Regions from separate parts of the Mus musculus genome. Here region 2 is linked to region 1. The links are chromatin loops, found by intact Hi-C in ENCODE. Cell type or tissue: heart. All regions are shown on one strand. Region 1 overlaps Myo16 (myosin XVI). Region 2 has its middle 32 kb from the start of Gm32330.

Region 1 (2,500 bases):
AGGCTTCAGGGAAAGGGAAAGCTCTGACCTCATTCATGACTCCATGCCCACCAGGAAGGCCTTCCAGGTGACCGCCGCAGGCTTGTCCCTAGTCCTTCTCTAGGCCTGGCACACCCCTTCTCTTCAGCTTGCTTGTGTTCTGCCTCCCTCCTCTTGTACATCCGTATCTCTAATTCAAATACATCTTCTGATACGTTTACAGGAGTTACATGCCTAGCATGTAGAGGGAACTCAATAAATCATGGCAGAATGAAAGATAAATATAGACAGTGTTGTGCAAGCTATAATCCCAGCATTCAGGAGGCTGAGGCAGGAGACTCACTGAATGTTTGAGACCAGCCCTGGCTGTCGAGTGAATATTATGTTTGCTAGGGTTCCATAGCAAGATGTTGTAATGTCAGGGAAAAAAAAAAACATAAAAAAAAAAAGAAGAAGAAAAGAAAAGGAGACTAAGGAGCACTGACAACAGGGCCTCCTTTCCAAGCACCACCAACATCTCCCACGGTGGTAAACTCCACTGTGTTTTCAGAAAGAATTCCTAGCAAGCCCTAGTGGTAGCATGGTGCAGGTGATGGCTGGAAGCTGGCAGGTGGGAAAGGGCTGAGCATCGGTGGCAGCGGCATGCCTTTGGGTCCCACATCTGTTTATTGCAAATTACAAGATAAGGACAATATTCCACTGCACACTGGCTGTTTCCTCTTATTCAGAGCTTTCTACTGCAGCCCAGCATTCTATAGGAGGAGGAGCTGCTGGATGTTCGCAGTCAATGCCCAGCCTGGTTCTATAGTTTCTGTCATTAGAATAGTCAGTACACACAGCCTATAAATATTGAGTGTTTATTTTTAAATATTACCTTATGTTACTTTATAATCTCTTGCTTTCGGGGCACTGGAGTCAGTTTGATGGGGACTGGCATTCTTCACCTGAGCTACATGTGACTCTGGAATCTTGGTGGCTGGGATGGCTCATATCTCTGAGCTACAGTGGCAGGTCCTAAATGCCTTCCTTACAAGGGTGTCATTTCTCAGACTTCCAGAAGGAGCAGGTGACTCCTCCAGATCAACGGCCTCCAGGATATCCTTGAGGCTTCTATTAGTCAGGAGCCTGAGGCTTGCAGCAGAGAGCCCCCAAAGGCTCACTCTTAAGATCCACAGGAGAACCTGGAGGGTGGGAAAGTGCAGGGGACAGCATCCCCTGCACCTCTGCATGGGATGCAGAAAGAATGGGAGGGACCTGAGGGACAGAAGCCAGATCTGCTGCAGCATTGGGGGTGGGGGTGGGGGTGGGGGAGGGCGATCTGCTGTATTTGGTTCATCTCCAGCCTGGCTTCCTCCAAATGCCTTGTGCGGAGCTGAAGGATAAATATTCACCTGGCAAAAGCTCATGATCTTGGAGGTGATGCCATAAATAGAAAAGCCGTCAGGGTTTAGACTGCTGCCCTGCAGAAGGGCTGGGCAGTGGGGGGAGGGGCAGGGCAATGAGCGCCCTCAGTAAGGAGAAGTCTGGAGGAGGCAATGCTGGAAGACTCTGGACCTGCACGGGGGCCTGGGAAGGGGTTGGAAGGGGGGCACTAGCACACACCTGGGCGGGGGGGGGGGGAACACTAGCACACACCGGGGGGGGGGGACGCTAGCACACACGGGGGGGGGGCACTAGCACACATCCAAGGATAGACGTGGGCGGCTGTCCTCGGAACAGAAGTGCTCATTATAAAGCCCCTAGGCAAGGAGAATTTCTCCCAGGAAGGGTGCTTCTTAAGAGCCAGTGTGGAAGGTGAAGGCAGTGAGGGACAAGTAGGGTGAACTTACAGAGAGGAAGGAGCAGCCTGGGGTCAGGGAATGACTCGAATTGGCAAGGAGTGGGGCTGGACTAGCCAAGAGTCTCAGTTCAGTCAAGGATAACAGACACCACACCGGACAGGCAGTGGAGTGTTTCTTTAAGAGAAAAGATTTTATATATATATATATCCTCTGCTAGTTACCTTCTTTACCTGAGATAACCTCAGCTCATGTTTTGGAATAACATGAGCTGGGATCAGGTTTTCAGTAACGCTGGAAGGAACCAAACTGGAGCTGTCTACAGGACTTAAGGCTGAGAGTGCTATGCGAGGTAGAAAATCCATAAGGATGCGGCTCAGACTCATTACTCCCACTGGCTACGACTCCTGGGCAACACAACAGGAAAATCCGTCTTGGGAAGGCCACTAGACTACTGTGGAAAGGCACAGCACTTGCCCTTTGCCGCTTGTCATCAAGGAAAACTGAAAATACAGAGGGCGGGCCTGGCCCCTCCTCTACCCTCCCAAGCTCTCGCTTTTAGGATCCAGGAATTACAGCTCAGCCCTGGTAACAAATGCACACAGATGGTATATGCTAAGACCTGGACAGACCTTCTTTGACCTGAAACTGGCAGTGAGTTTATGTCAGGCTAAGTTTAGCCTGTGTTGCATGGGGCAGCCTCCCTTTGACTTCTGATATGGCTAATTCTCCCGTAGCTCTGC
Region 2 (2,500 bases), 53 kb before region 1:
TTCAGAGGACTATCTCAGCACCCGTCAAGACCCAGGTGTGTCACAGGGAACAAGTCCCATGAGCACTTTGCTTCTTGGAGGACTGAAGTTTCAGGTCAGAATTTTCTGGGTTACGACAAGTTCAAAGTACTATGAGTTTTTAATTGACTGTGTTGTGGAGAGAAGGTTGGCAGGAGGCGATGGATGAAATATCTGTAGCCAGAATCTAAGAGGAGAAAGCCCCTCTGTGGTAGCTTAGGTTTGTGGTGATTGGTCTTCTGTGGGCACTAGCTGATACAGATGGTAGCTGAGCCTTTCTGTGAGGTCTCCTTGGTAGACAAGACATTTAGAAGATGCAGTGAGGCTTATCTTCATACCAAACTCATATTTTACACCTGTCTGTGTTGGCATGACCACATCTTCCGGGAGTCCTTTGAGAGGTCTTAGGGGTAGCAGAAAAGCCAGCTGGTTTGTCAGTCACACCATAGGAAGGTTGTGCCTGCACCCTCCAATGCTGGCTCTTTTAGATAATATTCCCATGTGACTGGATTCTGAAGGTCTTTTAGTTCTCTTACTAATATCCATCTTGCAGGGATGTTTCTCCCACTCTCCAGGTTGTCCATCTGAGATGGTCTCTGTTGCTCTGGAACCTGCCTATCCCTATGATGCAGAATCCCCACATCTGATTGCCTTTCCCATGGCTTGCCACCCCTGGGGCCAGGGGGAGCATGCAAAATTCTCTGTCCCTGACCAAGATGTCAGTGACTCCAACCTTTCTTACCTTCCACTCAGCTTACTCTGGAGGCACAGAAGAAACACAGAATAAATAATTATGCAAGACAAGCATCTGTCAAATAGTGATAAATACTACAGACAAACAAAAAACAAAACTACACTGAAAAGGCAGGGATGTGGGGAGACCTTGCAAGGCTGATTAGAATGGTCAGCAGATGCTATCTTGACAAGGTAATAGGAACTGCACATTAGCAAAGGAGAGTTTAAAGTCAACTACTGTCCCCAGCAGCAGCTGTTTCCAGGGGCTGCTTACAGGACTGGGATGGTGATGGGGGTTCCTGCCATGGGAGACCCTGGTGAACAGGTCTAAGGTATAGTAGTAGGAATTGGGAATTAGAACTGAGAGTTTCCAGTCTAAGAAACTGTTTTAGAGGTACATTCCCCAGAGGCTGCTGTGGGCCTCCTCGGGTCAGGCAGCAAATGGCTTCATGAGAAAAGAACCGGTGTGCTAGAATCAGGGAGTGGAGCTTGAAGGTTTCAGAGTCTCTTTGCTTTCGGGCTCATTAGCTTCTTCCTCTCGACTCCCTCCAGTTTTGGGGTTTCTCACCTTAAGAGCTTCGTTGGCTCACACACTGCAGAACTGGGGGGCAGAGGCCGATTTTTTAACCCAGTTGTCTTACAGCTATGAGACAGCATTTCATAGAGTTGGGTGTTCCCTGGCATCCCATTAATAGTGTGAACGGAAGATAAGAAGCCTAAGCTTGTCTCTCTACCCTTGTGATTTTCAAGACAGTTGGAAACCGTCAAACACCCACACCCACACCCACACCCACACACACACACACACACACACACACACACACACTACACTGCCCTGCCTTTTGCAGTTCCTGTCTGTGATAGCTACTGAGAATCCCAGGCAATATTTCCCTCAGTGTCTACTCTATTTCCCCAGGACCAGAGACTAATTTAAGGTCCATGTCCATCACAGGATCCCATAGACTCACCAGAACCCTCTGTTTCATAACATCAGAGACTACACTGCATTCATACCTAACCAGGTCCGATGACACTCTGCTGGGTCCCACTCCTGAGAGTCTGGTGTCTGGATTACCTCTCGGGACCCTGTCAACATGTTCAAGCAGGCTCATTGAAGAAATAGCTTGGGCTGGTCTGTGTCGTTTCCTCGGGCTGATAAGTGGCAGGCTGTGGAGGAGCTGAGTGGGAGCGGGGAGAAAAGCCTCTGACTCTACACGAGTGGCCTGTTTGGTGGATGTGGCATTTAGGTGACATTCCACATTGCAAGACATTTCTGGAGCAGAAAGGCCAACTCTAAAGCAGCCTCGCATCTATCTGGTTGGAGAGCTGTCACGAAAATCATCTGCCAAGACCACAGAGGATGCCAAGTCTGCCAGTTTTGACAATCTCTTCCCCTGGCCATAGATTCTCTTGTGTTAAATTATTGAGTTTCTTTCTCGAGTATTTAGTGAAACATGAATGTGTTCTTCCTCTGTACTTCTAGGAAGCTGAATTTTCTGCTGCACTGTATGTATTTGCTTCCTTATGGAAGAGGGGGAAGGTATAACGGGGGTTCTTTTTTTATTGGAAGATGAGGTAAGGGTGGAGAGGTCCTTGATCCATCACAGTGAGAGGCTAGAGGGCTCCTGATACCTGGTGTCTTAGTCCATTCTGGGTGCTGTAACAAAATATCATAGAGTAGGCAGTATATACACAAAAGGTCTATACTACTCACAGTTCTGGAGTCCAGGACATCCAAGATGAAAGA

Evidence for each region. Hi-C counts contacts between places; a loop is a spot of excess contacts. Peaks named below come from ENCODE experiments on the same cell type or tissue, not always from the same donor. Only the 100,000 strongest peaks of a DNase experiment are listed, where the experiment ranks them.
Region 2: it touches region 1 in a loop (5-fold over the local background); 4 of 42 quality-filtered maps call a loop at or near these places.

Annotation. Positions count from the first base shown.
Region 1 is chr8:10,586,504-10,589,003 of GRCm38, reverse strand. The region is part of intron 32 of Myo16 (myosin XVI); the gene reads right to left. Among named protein-coding and RNA genes, the nearest start is that of Gm32330, 86 kb to the left of the region's middle. In heart, no CTCF peak of the experiment used is centred here; DNase peaks (open chromatin) are centred at 1,463 and 1,843; H3K4me3 peaks cover 541 bases; H3K27ac peaks cover 1,469 bases.
Region 2 is chr8:10,639,972-10,642,471 of GRCm38, reverse strand. No RefSeq gene overlaps it. Among named protein-coding and RNA genes, the nearest start is that of Gm32330, 32 kb to the left of the region's middle. In heart, no CTCF peak of the experiment used is centred here; no DNase peak of the experiment used is centred here; H3K27ac peaks cover 1,822 bases.